2 separate regions of the Mus musculus genome follow, and region 1 is linked to region 2. The links are chromatin loops, found by intact Hi-C in ENCODE. Cell type or tissue: left cerebral cortex. All regions are shown on one strand. Each heading gives the region's core, and the rest is flanking DNA. Links, peaks and the distances in the headings are about the cores only.

What was found. Peaks named below come from ENCODE experiments on the same cell type or tissue, not always from the same donor. Only the 100,000 strongest peaks of a DNase experiment are listed, where the experiment ranks them.
Region 1: a loop joins it to region 2, with 3 times the contacts of the local background. A loop is called at or near these places in 2 of 42 quality-filtered maps.

Annotation. Positions count from the first base shown.
Region 1 is chr5:147,271,278-147,279,419 of GRCm38, reverse strand. It overlaps Pdx1 (pancreatic and duodenal homeobox 1), which reads right to left. Exons shown (of 2, transcript NM_008814.4): 2 at 3,572-5,040. The coding sequence ends at 4,595. Plut (PDX1 associated lncRNA, upregulator of transcription) reads left to right here and starts at 7,899. Exons shown (of 6, transcript NR_038157.1): 1 at 7,899-8,142. In left cerebral cortex, for the core only: no CTCF peak of the experiment used is centred there; no DNase peak of the experiment used is centred there.
Region 2 is chr5:147,718,540-147,726,681 of GRCm38, reverse strand. Flt1 (FMS-like tyrosine kinase 1) reads left to right here and starts at 671. Exons shown (of 30, transcript NM_010228.4): 1 at 671-1,011. The coding sequence starts at 948. In left cerebral cortex, for the core only: a CTCF peak has its summit at 3,686 (motif pointing left); no DNase peak of the experiment used is centred there; H3K4me3 peaks cover 3,171 bases; H3K27ac peaks cover 956 bases.

The DNA.
Region 1 (8,142 bases), core at 1,818-6,817, 450 kb after region 2:
ACTTTGGCAGAAGGGGATAGATTACACATAGAAATTGTTTCCTGCCTTCAATGTTGTTCAGGATATGAAGAACTGAGACAATTGTCATCAGAGCAAGGCACTGTGTGTCAAGGATGTAGAGTGGCTGTGTTCAGGGCAGGAAAATTTGCCTGTGTGGGTATAACCCTTTGTTTCATCTCTAGAACACAGGGAAAGAACGAGAATGGAGGAAGGGAGGAAAGAAGGAAGGAAGGAAGGAAGGAAGGAAGGGAGGGAGGGAGGGAGGGAGGGAGGAAGGAAGGAAGGAAGGAAGGAAGGAAGGAAGGAAGGAAGGAAGGAAGGAAGGGCGGGCATGGTGATGCACACCTTCAATTCTACTACTTGGGAGGCAAAGGAAGGCAGATCTGATAGTTCAAGGCCAGCCTGGTCCACATAAGGAATTCTAGTCCAGCCGGATCACATAGTAAGACCCTGTAAATAAATACATGAATAAGGGAGGGACGGAGGAAGGGAGGGAGGGAGGTAGGGAGGGAAGAAGGAAGGAAGGAAGGAAGGGAGGGAGGGAGGGAGGGAGGGAACAGCACCCTGGTGTTAAGTGCTACCTGACCACTGTCACTGTGGCAACCTACTTGACATACAGTAAACATATAAAAGCATCATATGAGTTATGCAGGTACATCCAGACACACAACGTTGGACTCATCCTTAGACATCAATTATACAAACACAGATACACAGAGAGACACAAACTCAGAGAGAAAGATTGGTGGAGGGTGTATATGGGAGAACTGTAATAGTAGAGGCTGGAGGGGTGACTCAGTACTTAAGGACACAGACTGCTCTTCCAGAGGCCCTGGCTTTGATTTTCAGCACTCACATGGTGGCTTGACAACCCGACATCCTCTTCTGGCTTCCACAGGCACCAGGCACACACAGTATCTTTAAGGGAATGTATTAGGAAGGCTTCACTAACTTGATCGAGCAATGCTTCCATTTCATTCAGACTTCGATGGCCGGACTAAGGTTAATTGAAGGAGATGTGAAGAGATGGCCTTACCAGGTCAGGAACCTAAAGATAACTGGGGAAGCTGAAACTGCCCTTGTTCTTCAAAAGAGACACGGTGAGTCTGTTTAACTCCTGTTCACTCTGGTAAGTTCACAGATAATCATGAGCGCCCCCCAGGGTTCCTTGAGTGTTAAGAGTAAGAGGGTTATAAAAACCTCTCTGGGGCTACCACAGTAGGGGTTCTAGCTTATGAAAAGAGCCGAATAAATGTTTCCGGTGGCAGCTTCTGCCTTAGACTGTGCGTTATAAGCACCACACAACTGTGTAAAATGGATCTGTTGGAGATGAGCTCTCTGGACAGTTGAGAGCAAAGTCACAGGAAGAGGCGTATCCAAAGAAAAGCAAAGACTTTGTTTCTTATGCGGGTTTTTTTTTTTTTTCCTTTCTCCTGTGCCACCTCCTTCTAGACTGGGAACCCCTCCAGGATTAGGGAAATCCTGTTCTCAGGAGCCCCTTAGCTCAGAGGCTTGTCATTTCCGGAGGCTTCCAGGCGAGGGTGCGCGATTGGGAAGCCCCGGGGAAGCCCGAGGAGTTCTCCAGGTCTCCACTTCTTTATCCACAGGGAGTTTAGGGCTGATCCATACATCTGTATCCGGGAACGCCTCTCCCATGATGAATTCAAGAGGAATTGTGGGGCAAGTGGATTCTGCCCGGGGCAAATTCGTGGAAAGGAAGTGGGGGAGGGGGTGCAAGCAGGCACACTCTGCGCTCACACACCCTCCCCTAACACTTTCCAAAGTCATTGCAGTGGTGCCTGTTCCTTACGTGAATGGAGCACTCTAAATGGAGGAGCACAGAAGTCCCCCAGTCGTGCTCCACCCCCATCCTTAAGGCTTCAGCGCTTAGAAACCTAGGCTTAAAAAACAAACAAACAAAACAAAACAAAACAAAACAAAACCAGGGCTTGAGCTTGGAGCTTCCGGCGCTTCTAACCCACCCCACACCCCCAGGGGCCTCAATTGTGTGTCCTCAGGCTAGTCAGCTCTGGGTGACTCCCCAGTTCCTGGTTACACAGGTGGAGCCCGGCATTGGAGCTGTAGACTCCGCTCTCACTTCTGTGGTTGAATCTTATCCGACTGGCTACCCAAGGCATCCCAAAGAATTCTCCCCACGCCTACAGGCAAACCCAGTGTGGCTTCTCTCACTTTCTTGAGGACTGTCTGGCCAGCAGCCCCTCTCAGCAAGAGAGCTTTCTACTGGGAACTACGGGACAACACCCGTCCCGTATTGGAGCCCCTTCAAAGCCCTTGGAAGACATCATCTCCTTCCAATCTTGTTCTGAGCCCCATCACATGGGAGAATAGAATTAAGTAACTCGGTCAAAGCCATGTGTAGGAAAGGGGATGGGACATTCAAGGACAGGGTAACCAGATTGTTTTTAGAGACGTAACCCAGCAAAGCCCATGCCCCAGCTTCCCCAAACCTCCTGCGATCCTGCGCAAGCACAAGCGGAAAGGCATGCCGATCTCTCTAGCTGCCAGCCTCCACCAGTCAGCCCTGCAACTACCTGGTGCCCCAAATTCCCAGCTCCTGCCAGCCCCTCCCTGCCTTTCTTCCTGGGCACATCCTAGAACTCCAGCCAATGTGAGTAAGATTGAGATTCTAGACTCCAGAACAGGCTGGTTTACTCTGGAACCCAAACATTACGTAGACGCAAAAGGATGGGTCTCAGCCTCTTCACCAAACCCAACCAAACATCCTAGGAAGAAGCGCAGAGCGGGTGGGGGTTGGGTAGGGGGTGGAGGGTGGGTTTGCTGTGGGCAACAAGGGAGTTTGATAAAACTAGGAATTGCTTAGCTAAGACCAATGGGTACCTGAAAAATCACTTCAACTGTACAGGGGTTTGCTAAAGGAGAGACCCTTCAGGGACCCATGGAGACTGGAAGAGGCTAGTGGCCAGCTTCTAGGCCAGGCTCTTCAAGAAAATGATGATGAGCAAAACAGTTTGCTAATAATATGGTCGGATGAATCCTTTCTATATATTAAGTAAGCCGGTTTATATCTTTAATTTAAACCCTACAGCAACCCTAGAAGGTAGCACAAACTTTGCCACTATATTAAAGTGGGAGAAGACCTTGAATTTTTTTGACATCTCTAATGTAGATTTGTCTCATCCCAGAGCCCACACTGTGAGCAGCATCCAGAAAGGATGCATTCACCCTAAAGAGAGGGGGGAAAACACACATTTTTGATTAAGAGAGTTTCTTTCTACCAGTGTGACTCTAAGAATATTCTCTAAGAAACACTACAAATTATTAAACTAAATAAGTAAACAAACTGCCTAGCCTCCTCCCCTCTCATTTGGGAGTTGCCTTCAGAACATAAGGAAAGGAATTTGAAGCCAACTAAATCAATTCAGCTTTGTGGTTAATACAAGGGCTCTGCTGTCTGTCAGTTTTCAAGAGTGTGTTTCTCTGCATAGCCCTGGCTATCCTGAAGCTCACTCATAGACCAGGCTCAAACCCAGAGATCTGCCTGCCTCTGCCTCCCAAGTGCTGGGACTAAAGAAGTGCACCACCACGGCCATCAAAGAAGATTTTTTTTTTAATCAGAAAAAACGCTAGTTAAGATTTTAAAATGAAATGGAAACATCGACCTCTAGGAAGGTTTGAAATCAGCCAGGTTGCCTTCAACCCCTCTCTTGCTATTCATATTTATTAAGCATTTTCCACAAACAGCCTAAAGACAAGGCTCAGACCTTGAAAGGAGCAACTGACTGACTTCAAATTGTAGACCTGTTGGCAAAGAATGGTTAATTTAATGCTTTAAATGAAAACAACCAGTTTTGCCCTGCTCCTCTCTCCCATCTTCTAATTCAGGGCGTTGTGACTAGTTTTCCAAGGTGTACCAGGGCACCTGCCTTCCTTTCAGGAGGATATTCGCGCTCTAAAACAGAAACTTCAAATGTCCTTCTGCATCTTTGTCCCTCAGGACCCTGGAGGTCCCATTAGGGGCACGAGGAGGTCCGGGTGTGAAGAATTTCTGATTTTCAAAGGAAATGGTATAGGTTGAAGGATAGAGATTAATGAAATATTTGGCTGAAGAGGGGGAACGACTCTAGGAAAGGGAAATAAGGAAAAGGAGGTGAGGGAGGGGGAAGAGGAGGGGGGATTGGAAGAAGCGCTCTCTTTGAAACCTCCAACAGCCGCCTTTCGTTATTCTTAACCTTAGCTTGCTCAGCCGTTCTGTTTCTGGGCAGACAAAGGCACCCGGTCCAGCTCGCCTGCTGGTCCGTATTGGAACGCTCAAGTTTGTACCCTTTTTATTGTCCTCAGTTTGGAGCCCAGGTTGTCTAAATTGGTCCCAGGAAAGAGTCCTAGAGGCAGATCTGGCCATTCGCTTGGCATCAGAAGCAGCCTCAAAGTTTTCAGAAGCTCAGGGCTGTTTTTCCAGAAGTCTGCCAGCATCTCTCCGGCTATACCCAACTGGCTCTCGTGCCCTCAAGAATTTTCTTCTTGTGCGACGCCTAGGTTAAGTTCCCTTATCCAGCTGCCCGCTCCCACGTCCACACTCTGGGTCCCAGACCCGCTCACCCTCAGACTGCTGTCCTCACCGGGGTTCCTGCGGTCGCAGTGGCGCGATGCTGGAGGGCTGTGGCGACACGCTAAGGCCCGAAGGCAGTAGGCCCTCCCGGACTGCAGCTGGGACGCCTGGGGGCACGGCACCTCCGGGAGGTGGCAGCGGTGGCACTGCCAGCAGCTCCTCGCCCGAGGTCACCGCACAATCTTGCTCCGGCTCTTCGCCCCCACCGCCCCCACTCGGGGTCCCGCTACTACGTTTCTTATCTTCCTCTTTTTTCCACTTCATGCGACGGTTTTGGAACCAGATTTTGATGTGTCTCTCGGTCAAGTTCAACATCACTGCCAGCTCCACCCGGCGGGGCCGGGAGATGTATTTGTTAAATAAGAATTCCTTCTCCAGCTCCAGCAGCTGCGCCCGGGTGTAGGCAGTACGGGTCCTCTTGTTTTCCTCGGGTTCCGCTGTGTAAGCACCTCCTGTGGGTGATACAATCGGTCAGTGAGGTTCCCCGGGGCCCCATGAAGCTCAAATATTTTATTCCCAGGCCAGGAACAGCCCTCCTACTGATCGCAGCTGTTGAATCCAGCCGCAGCCCATTGCTCCAGAGACCCACTGCGGTTCCACCAGAGTCTTCCCTAAGCAATGGAGCCCTTTTCTCAGGCCATAGCCATGCCGGTTCTCATCTCAATATCACACTTGGAACTGGCAACCAGTGGTTTCAAAATTAGTTCATTTAATTGATGTTAAAATGCACATAATAAAAAAATGATCAACTCCTTTCTACTTAAGGATATGCCTTAAATGCAAAATTTTAAACAAACGTTCTGATGTTGACCCAGTTCAGTTCAGTCTGATTACTATCTCATCCTCATAGGTATATATATATCCAAGAAACATTTCTAGAATAAGCTTTTACCACAATTAATGCTAATTTCCTCTTTATTCCCTGTTTCATTAAAACAATGCTAAGCTCAACATGTTAACTTATTTTACTGGTGGCGAGGTCTTTAATTCTGGTTCTCTGGAGGCAGAAGCAGGGGGAGGCAGCCCCGGAGGCGAGCTTGGTTGCCTAGCTAGCTCCAGGTCAGCAACAGCAACGTAAATGAGTCTCAAAAATAATTTTAAGTGAATGTAACAACTCACTAATAGATGCAGACTACAGTTTGAAAGGCTATGGTGCTCTCTTTAAGTTATGGACATATTTTGTTATAGCTTTTATTTATTTGTTATATCATCTTTATGCTTTACGTCTTTATTATTGTTGTGTGTAGAATATGCTTGTCAGAACACGGCAGTGAGCACAGGGAGGTGGGGAACACCTTTAGGGATTTGGTTCTCTCCTTTTATTTTAGGTTCTGTGGATTGAATTAAAGCCCTAAAGCTTGAAAGGGAACGTGTTGGTTTTTTTTTTTTTTCGTTTTGGTACATTTGTTTGTTTGTTTCAAATAGTCATCTTCCTGGGCTTGTATATTATTTTTAATAAAGTTATAATGAACTCTAACTGAGTGTTAATTGTTACTGTGATTTCAATTAGCCCTCTGCCTCTGAGAAGAAGAAATTCTGTTTTGGGAAAGGTCGTGCTTAGCAGGAAAAGACCACAAATGTTGCTGAGGCCAGATCTATCCTGAACCAGAGCCACTCTGAGAAGGGACGGATGGCTCACCAAAGGGCTTGCCCGTGCTTGCTGCAAACCCGCATCTAAAGCAAGCAACAGACCCAAGTCACCGGGAAATCAGCGAAGCCAACCAGTGTTTCCCAGGTCTGGGTCCTTTCTTCCCAGCTCGGTAGAGCGTCTACTGCACTGGACTGTGTGTGGATGCAGGATGGAAGGCTCTCCAGCAAAGCCCAGTGGAAGAGACTGAGGCCGACTTGATTCAGGACAGGGGTGAGAGACAGTTTCCAAAGAGCTGAAAGGTGAATGAGTGTGTTGAGGGCAAGGGATTAATCTTCAGGATGGAATCTGCTCCCCGGGTCTTCCCCCAGGTACTGGGGAGGCACTAGAAGCTGAAGTGAAGTCCCCAGACCACTCTTTGGAAAGCAGTTTGTGTCCTCAGGAACACAAACCTGTGTCCCCAAACCACACAGGCCTTTCCTGGTGTAGGAAAGGAAAGATACCTAACCTTAAAGAGACATCTTAAATGCCAACAACTGGCAGATTCTTCCAACTACTGCCCTCAGCTGCCTACTTTGCCAAGCCCTAATGAAAGACTATAGGGAACCTGTGCTCAGCTAGAGGAAGCCACGGGTGGGAATTAAAGTTAGAATCTGCTGGTGAGATGTTCAGAGTGCTCGATCTGACTTTTCTGGGGCTCAGTAGAACTCACCAGTAGGGATTATGAAGTTCTTTTAAGTCCAATTATTTATAAGCGGTTATTGCCATTAGCATTCATAGTCCTACTATAAGCCCTTCAGCCATTAAGCCCTTTCCAGGGGTTGTGAACCGACGAAGCACACGCAGGTGGGTTCGCTAAACCTTGCAGTCCTTCTGAAGTGGGGCCGGCTGGAGCTCTTTGCAGGTTTCTACAGGGAGAAGAGAGGGGTAGTCTGCCTCGAGTCCTGCTTGCTGATGGTCAGAAAGGATCCGCAAAGGATCCTGGTACCCAGATCTCACAGTCAGGAGGGGTCTCCAAAGTGTTCACCAAACATAGGAAAGGCTTTCTGCTTCCTCTGCTCAGATTTAACTCCCTGGCTTGTTCCTACCCTAGCCCAGAGCAGGAGTGGATAGCCAGAAAGAATCAATCTCCGGGGCTCTGCTTCGTGGTTCCTTGGCAAGGAACCCCCTTTAGGTGGAGGGTCTGTCTTTGGGCAGCCCAATGGCCAGGTCTCAGCGCCCTTTGGTCTTGGCCTTGAGAGGCCTCTGCTGCGGCCTACCTGCTCCAGCTGCTTGGAATTGCTCAGAGGTGGAGGATCTCCCCAGCAAGAGTTTGGGCCTGTTTTAAGTCAGGGTTTTTTGTTTTGTTTTGTTTTTTTTTTTTGTTTTGTTTTTTTTTTTTTTTTTTTGTTTTTTTCCTCGGTGAGAAAATGAACTAGCTAAAGGAGCCTTCCCCCTTCTTTTTCCACCCTTGAATCCTTGGTGAACCTCGTTACCCCCATACTCTCTCGGAGCTTTGCTTGGCTGCTCCTGGGATAGTGTCAGACCAGGCGCCTTAGGACCGGAGGACAACGTTGAGAATTCTCAGGGGATGGCAACTCCAGCGTCTTAACCCTTCGCTCCTGCTCCCGACAGTCAGTCGGAAAGCAAAAGAAAGAGCAGCTATTTGCAGTCCAGGTGTGACCAGAAGTGGCTGTAGACCGGAAGAGATAACATTGTGGAGCGGCGGGCACAGGCCCCCACACGAATTGGCTGCCAGCATCCGGCGGGAAGGGACCTAGGGCTTGCTCCGCTTCGCCTCTGCTGGAAGGAAGGACTTTATCACAAAGCAGGCGCCTAGGGCTAAGGAAAGCCAGGGTGTCTTGCTTCTTTGAGCCGGACAGCAGGGAGGAGGCCCCTTCTTCTGCATATTTGCTTCCTGGGACGCGGCTCCAGAGAGGACCCTTCAAACACGTTGGGTTGGTTCAAAAAGAATTGGCACCCCAGA
Region 2 (8,142 bases), core at 1,563-6,562:
GGGTGCATTAATGCAGCCGAAAAAGACACAGACTCCCTCCCTTGGGACCCGCGCGGCCCCGCGCTCTTTCCGAAGGTGCCTGGCAAGGCGTCCGGTTCCCTCGGACGCTCCGGGTCCAAGTGCCTTAAGCGGAGGGTCTCTGGCGCCTTCCTTCGCTGTCTGGCAACAGTCTGGCGGGGTCAGGGACCGGCGGGACCGCTCGGGAGAGGGCTCGACTGCGCCTCGTTCCTCGGTGCCAGGGACACCGTCGCGGGAGGCGCGGCCAGCTTCCCTAGGATAAGACTTCCCGCCCCGGGGGCAGGGCGGTGCACTTAGACGGTCCCCTCCTCAGTTTCGGGCGGTCACCAGAGCTGAGTAAGCTCGGTGGAGGGAGCTGGGTAAGGATTTCCTGAGAGCGATGGGCAGGAGGGGCTGGGGCAGCAGAGCACAGAGCAAGGACCCTGAACCTGCGAACCTGTCCGGCGACCCGCGCGCCTAGCGCCACCGCACGCGCGCTCTGGCCCCCGGGCTACCCGCCCTCGCCGGCCCCCGCCCCTCCGGGAGGAAGAAGAGGGTAGGTGGGGAGGCGGATGAGGGGTGGGGGACCCCTTGACGTCACTGGAAGGAGGTGCCGGGGTAGGAAGTGGGCTGGGGAAAGGTTATAAATCGCCCCCGCCCTCGGCTGCACTTCAGCGAGGTCCTTGAGAGGCTCGGAGCGCGGTGGCGGACACTCCCGGGAGGTAGTGCTAGTGGTGGTGGCTGCTGCTCGGAGCGGGCTCCGGGACTCAAGCGCAGCGGCTAGCGGACGCGGGACGGCGAGGATCCCCCCACACCACCCCCCTCGGCTGCAGGCGCGGAGAAGGGCTCTCGCGGCGCCAAGCAGAAGCAGGAGGGGACCGGCTCGAGCGGCTGCGCCGTCGGCCTCGGAGAGCGCGGGCACCGGGCCAACAGGCCGCGTCTTGCTCACCATGGTCAGCTGCTGGGACACCGCGGTCTTGCCTTACGCGCTGCTCGGGTGTCTGCTTCTCACAGGTGAGGCGCGCCAGGGACCATGAGTTGGAGTTCGGCGGGGATGGGCAGCCACGGGGTGGTCCGGGGGAAGCGAGCTCCGGCGGGAGCCGGGGACACTTGTAGCAGCGGGTACGCCTCGGGACACACGTCTTCCCCTCCACCCCCCAAGTGGGCGCCGCTGGAAGTTGGCATCACCGCTTAGACTCTCCTTAGCTCCACGCTGGGGTCAGAGCCAGAGTGCCTGCCGGGTGTAGCCGGAGCCGCTAGTCCCCTACCGGGTTCCCGGGTAGGCGCTCACTCCTTAGACTCTGGGAGTGCAGATCACCACACGGGTGGACCTTTCAGCATCCAGAGCCTGCTCCTAGGCTGCAGCAGAGTCCTCAAGGGCTAGTTGGAGCAAGCTAGATGTCAGAGAGGCTGCCCGGGGCTGGACAGAGGTGGGGTCGTTAGCGATGAGCTCGCTCCACCAGAGCAAAGGAGGACGAAATTGGGAGGGGTCCCGTGCCCGCGGCGAGCAGATGGAGCCCAGAGAAGGGCCAGCTCTGACTCCCGTACCCGCTTGGGTCCGTCCGGAGGAAGCTGGGGAACGCACAGTCTGCAGGGTTTCTTCCCAGCAGTTCGCGGAGCGCCGTCTCCCGGGTGGGGCCTCCGCGGTGTGGGGCGGGTGTGCGGTCCAGGTCCTCGGAGTGAGTGAGTGACCCAAAGCGACCCGGCAGCAAGTTTTGGAATTTTAAGCCCTACCTTTAGGTTATGAATCTAGAAGAAAAAACAAAAAAACAAAACCACCTGACAATTTAGACTGAAAGCTGTGGTTTAAGTAGTAGGTGAAGTTTGCGACCTCCTAAATCAGCGTTCTCTAGGATATGAAAAGCGCGGGGCGGGGGGGGGGGGGCGACCGATCAGGGGCCGGCAGATTTTAGGAGCATTTAATGTGGAGACCGTCGTCATCCAAGGGTCAAAAAGCTGGAGGGACCTCGGGAACTCTAACTCCAGGTCTGCAGGCGGGAGGTCCCTTTGCGCAGAGACGCATACCAGAGCGTCTTTATTTAAACCAGCGTGGTTGGGAAAGAAGATAGAGACTAAAGAGTCAGGTAGAATAGTAGTGGCCCCAGAAAGAAAGGCAGCAAGGTTTTAAAAGACAGTAAAAATAAGCCTTTTGAAATGGGAAGACTGTACTTCGTTTCAAAGTAATGAACAGGGGTTTATAATTAAAACGGACTAAAATGGCAAAGCCAGAATCCGACGTGGCTGGTTAGGTTCTAAAATAATGATATTAAACGAGTTATTGTATTTTCTATTTCACAAATATTTTCGAAGAGCTGCTTATACGGAAATGCAACCGCTTAGAGAGTTTAAATACTGATTTATTATATAAAGACAAAACTAGCTTAAAAAATTACTGCAAACCCTTAAGTTACAGGGTGGGGGGAACAGGCGTTTTATTGGATTTTCTGCTTGACACATGTCTCTACTTTTTAATTTTAAAGCGTGGTTGGTTTTGGCTAAGCGTAATTTTATCTGTGTTTTCGAACAGTGGAGGCAGATTGAAGCAGTTCAGGGAAAGTGTACAAAGTCGCTTTGCGCCGCTAGCCAGGCGCTGAGCCCCATCAGGTGTTCTAGCCTCGATATTTATTAGTTACCAACGCCCTAACTACCATAATTACCGGTCCTCTCTGTAGCTATCGAGACCAGTGTCTCTATAAAAGTTCAGTCTCCTCTTCAAGGCTTAAGACAACACACTCTCGTTTAAGTCCACACCCTTGATTAGCTCCACACCAGTGTGCTCTCTTGCGCTGGCTCATCTCTCTCATCCCCTCTGTCTCTGTCTCTGTCCGGCTCTGTCTGTCTGTCTGTCTATCTGTCTGTCTGTCTTACGCGCCGCTCTCTCTCTTTTCCCTTCCCCCTCATTTCCTCCTTCCCTCTCTCCTTCTCCTGTTCTCCCTTACTTTTAAGCAGCTGACATTTAGAGTTTGGTAGAACTAATTAGAAATACTTAAATTGTGAGCTTGGGGTGTGTGTATTGTATTCCCAATAGTAACTCTGAGTTAAAATAAAAATTATGCAAATAGTAGCAGCCAGGTGTGAGTGCCCTGTCTGTATCCTGAGAACTCAAGGCCTAAGGCAGAAGGGTGGTGAGTTCTAACCAAGAGTGGACATTGGCTATGGAGCCAATTAAAGTCAGCCTGAACCACACAGGGAATCCCTTTCTCAAAAATAATAATTAATAATAATACCTATTCCCAAATTGGTTAGAATGCATTTTTTAATATATAGTTTTACATAGTGATTTCTAATTTTTTTCTCCAAGGCTTACACAGTTGTGCTTTTCCAAAAGTTGCATATTTTAAATGGTTATTATTTGGGACCCTTGTGGGTCCATGTTGTTTTCCAACTTATCAATCATCTTGCAGATAAACTGTGAACTAGGCTTTCTATTAAAAAAATTATTAGTGCAGCATTTTTTTTTCTGGTTGAAAAGTCTTTAATAGGCTATATAGTTTCTTTTTAAATGATCCCCAATTGGCATTTTTCTTTTAAAAATGGAGAAATTTTGTTTTTTTGTTTGTCTGTTTGTTTGTTTTCTCTATGCAAGAGTTTCTTTGTGTACCCCGGGCTGTCCTGGAACTTACTCTGTAGACCAGATTGGCCTCTGCCTTCTTAGTGCTGGGATTAAAAGTGTGGGCTGCCACCACCTGGCCTAAAACTATGGTTGACTTCCGAAGGCTCCTTTTCAACTATAACATTCAGTGAAGGAATTCCACAAAGCAAACAGATGGGGTCCTTCCGGTTTCCCGGCTCCCTGCCATTCTTCTGCATGTTAATGGGTGCTAAGCCCTTTGACACCCTAGCTGATGAGCTAGGCTGCTGCTGCCATCGGGGTCACACCTCATCTTTCTCTCTGGTAGAATGTACTAGACCAACCAATTAACTGAGTCTTTAGTGGGCTTCCTTTTGCATTGCAGGGGGTGCAGGGGTGGTCTGATGGAGGATGTGTCCCAGATGCCTCAGCCACTACATCACTATCTTGGGTCTTTTTTTTTTTTTTTTTTTCCCTAGCAGAATGTGTAACTATGACAGAGGCTAAATCACATTACCTATACTGAGGACATCTGTCTCTTTAACCTCCCACCCCTTATTTCTTTCTTTAAAAAATTAATCTTTTTAATTTCTTTTTTTTTTAAACAGCTATGTTCTAAAACTGTTCCAGATTACAACAAGGCTAGTAAACCTCTTATTTAATAATTAAACCTATTTTTTTGTGACTTCTAAAAGACCAACCAAGTCATTACTTTTTTTTCCTCTCCGAAACTATGGGGACAATTTCTGAATCCTTGAATGTGTATAATATAGAACTTGAAGTGATATGTATACCCCGCTCCCCCCCCCCCAAAAAAGAAAAAGGCTTTATAGTGACACTTGCCCCCCTTCCCTTCAGAAAAGTGGTTCTGTGGAGGGAAACTATGTGGCTGATCTCTACCCTGGCTTTTGCGGTAAAGCTAAGAGAATACAAAGTAACAGGACAGGCAGGGGTTTTGATTGTGTGTGCAGGTGAGCCTCGGGATAAAAAGGGAGTTCGAGGAGCTGGGAACTAGTGAGCAGGGTTTGGCTCAGCACACACTAGGTGCTGTGTGGTTGGCGGCACACACTAGGTGCTATACTGTCATCGCAGGCTGAGAACCATTTTTCAATGTCCTTGATAGTGTGTAGAGAGGAAGAGGACATTTGAAGATCACAGCGGGCTCTATTTTAAGTAAAAATATATTATACCACGAGCAGCTGAAAGCATTTAAAAACAAAACAAAACAAAACCGTATTGTGTTGGATTTAGCTTAACAGAGCAGAGCGGCTCGTGAGGAAAGATGTGGCCCCTGCCAGACACTTTCCAGGACTGCCGTGGAGGCCGAATCCTGCGGTTCCTGGGATGCTGCACCCTGATGATTAAATGGCTGGACTTTGTTCCAGACCGAAGGAAGGGAAGGAAATGGGAGGAATGGAGTATTTGAGGGAACTGGAGAGAGAAGCCTCAGACTTAGCATGCAGCACTGTCGGGGGTGTGTGTGGGTGTTCATTAAGGAAATGGTTCTACTCCGTCTGCTGAAGATAGTGAGCGAGGTTTCCTGCATTGTTGCTGGCCGGATGTGTGTGTGTGTGTGGGGGGATGTCAAGAATTTCTGGGCATTTCCCATCTGCCTTTGCAAACCTGGATGCTTGAAGACCATTTCTGATTCCTGCCTCTGTCTTCCATGCCAGGCTCCTTGGGAGGGAGACTCCTCGATCTTGGCTCTCACACACACACATTTGTTGTAAGAGTTCCATGGGGGCTCAGGTTTGAAAGTGGAGAGAGCAGTTTTGGGATATTTTCTCAGGCCCCGCGTTGGCCAGTGGCAGACCCAGGATGATCCCCCCTGAAGGTCAATCAGAAGTCCACATTTCTGCCGCATCTGTGCATTTCCTCCACGCGGACAAAGTGGGGAGGGAGATGCAGATATTCATTGACTGAGCACTTCCATCCATCTTTCCTGAACCATGATATCTACTCACTTTTATAGTAGTAGTAGTAGTAGTAGTAGTAGTAGTAGTAGTAGTAGTATTTTGTGGTGCTGGGGATCAAATCTAGCACCTTTCAGTAGCTCAGCAAAGGCTCTCCCATCGAGCTGCCTTCCCAACATCACCTTAACTATGAGATTTCTTCCACTAAAGCTCATTGGAGAAGGCATTACATTCAGAACCTCCATGCCCCATGGTACACATCTCTGCTCTCAGCACTCGGAAGGTAGAGGCAGGCTGATCTCTGTGAGTTCAAGGCCAGCCTGGTTTACAGAGTGAGTTCCAAGACAGCCAGACCTATACAGAAAGACCCTGTCTTATAAACACAACACAACAAAAAGACAAAAAGCAAAAAATCCAAAAACAAACAAACTTAGAAAGTATAGCTGCTTAGTAGCCCATGAACATATTTATAAGATTTTCCTCTGTGAGCCCTTGGTTTAATACTCTCTGTGCTGGTTTAATCTGTCATTTGGTCCCTCGACCTTCTGTTCCACTTATGCCAACTCTGCCCCTCCTTCTTAGGGCTGGGCCACCTCTGAGATCATTGGCCCCCTTCTCAATTCCCCCCTCCCTACCAGGGAAACCCAGGGCAGCAGGGCAGCTCCTCCTGGTAGCACTAGACAGAGTGGGGGCTTCACCTTGCCACTGCCACCGTCCTGGGACCCAAGTATGCAGCCTCCTGTGGTTGCTGTCACCTGCACCATTTGTATGTTAGCTGCCTGTATGTGTCCTTCCTCTTTGGGGAAGAGCCTGTTTCTAAGTTCTTCAGAAATGTTGCTGGGGAGGATAAGTGAGTAGGGTCACCACACAGCCCTCTCAAGGACACCTCTTAGAGTAAGGTATGCTTTATTTAATTCCTGTTTGTTCATGTGTTCTTGCCTGCCCGCGGGGCCTCTGGGATTACTTAATGAGATTGTTCCCAATAGCTGTATGCGTGTGGGACATCACACCTTACTCCATAAGCATGTGGTTTTCTCAGTTAACAATTAAAAGAAAATTAAGGGCTAGAGAGATGACTCAGTTGAGTCAACAATGACTGAGAGCAGTTGTTCCCCCCGGAGACCAGAGTTCAGTTCCAGTACCCATGTTGGGCACCTTTTCGGCTCCTGAAGGTCAAATTCTTTCTTCTAGTCTTCTGAAAGTATCCCCACACAGGGCTAGCATGCAGACACAAGCACACCATTTTTTTAAAAAAGACTTTTTTACTTACTTAATGTATATGAGTGTTCTGTCTTCACTCGCACCAGAAAAGGGAATCAGACCTCATTACAGATGGTCAGGAACCACCATCTGGGTGCTCCCAGGGGCAGGTGAACTCAGGACCTGTGGAAGAGCAGCCAGTGCTCTGGACCACTGAGCCATCTCTCCAGCCTCACACATCAAGTTTTTAGATTAAAACCTTAAACGTAAGGAAAGAACCGGTCAATAGCTGAAAATAAAACTACAATCTCTGAACTTATTTCTTTGCTTATTACATTTAGATATTTACTTTTATTTCATGTGCACTGGTGTTTTACCTGTGTGTATGTCTGTGTGAGAGTGTCAGAGACCCTGAAATGGGAGTTACAGAGGGTTGTGAGCCACTGGGTAGGTGTTGGGAATTGAACCTGGGTCCTCTGGAAGAACAGCTAGTGCTCTTAACCTCTGAACCATCTCTCTAGCCTCTATCACTGAATTTTTAAAAAAATAGATCTGTATCTCTGATCTGAGCTCAAGTTGGTCCCTGTCTTTACTGTACCCCAACCCTGTACATGCTCACAACACACTCCAGCACTCTTCTTAATAGCCAACAGTTTAAGTGTATGTATGCATGCATTCTCGAACACACAGGCGCACGCACACACACACACAGGCACACGTGCACGCACACACACACACACACACGCACACACAGGCGCACACATACACACACACACGCACACACAGGCGCACAAACACACACACACACTCGCTCACAGTATATAAGAACTGGTCATTTGCAAAATCCCCAGGTGCTTTTTATTGCCACATTCAAAATGGAGAAATATGGATTTAGTGAAGGATTTGTGGTCATCTCCAATACCAGGGTCCGGTTCTCTGCCCTTACACTCTAGTGATGGCCTTTGGCTGTGCGGTTAAGACACAAAGGCCAGGCTAGCCACAAGCCTTTCCTGGCTCCCCCTTAAGTCTGATGGCCAGTGGGACTCCTGCATCCTATTCCTATTCTCTACACAGACTCAGGCTTAACCCAGCCCTCCAGTCAAAGCAGATAGATGTCATCCTAAGGAAGCCATAACTAATCAAATGACTGATGTCTTAGAAAACATGGATTTGGTGGAGAATGGTAAGAACAGCATTAACTAGCCAAGCTTTAACAAGAAATGAAGCTCTGCGAGGCATTCGCTTCCAAATGCTGGAATGAACACCAGCGGTGTTCGATACCATTTTCCAGAATGTTTGGTTACAAAGCAGCGGTATCACTGCCTGGTTCTGTGACTGCCAGACCCCCCTGTTCTCCCTCTGGCTGGGAGGCTGGTGTGTTTTGTGTCTGTGCTCTGCCTGGCCTTGCTGTGGCGCCGTTCTGGCCAACACTTTAGAGTCTGTTCACAGATATTCACACTG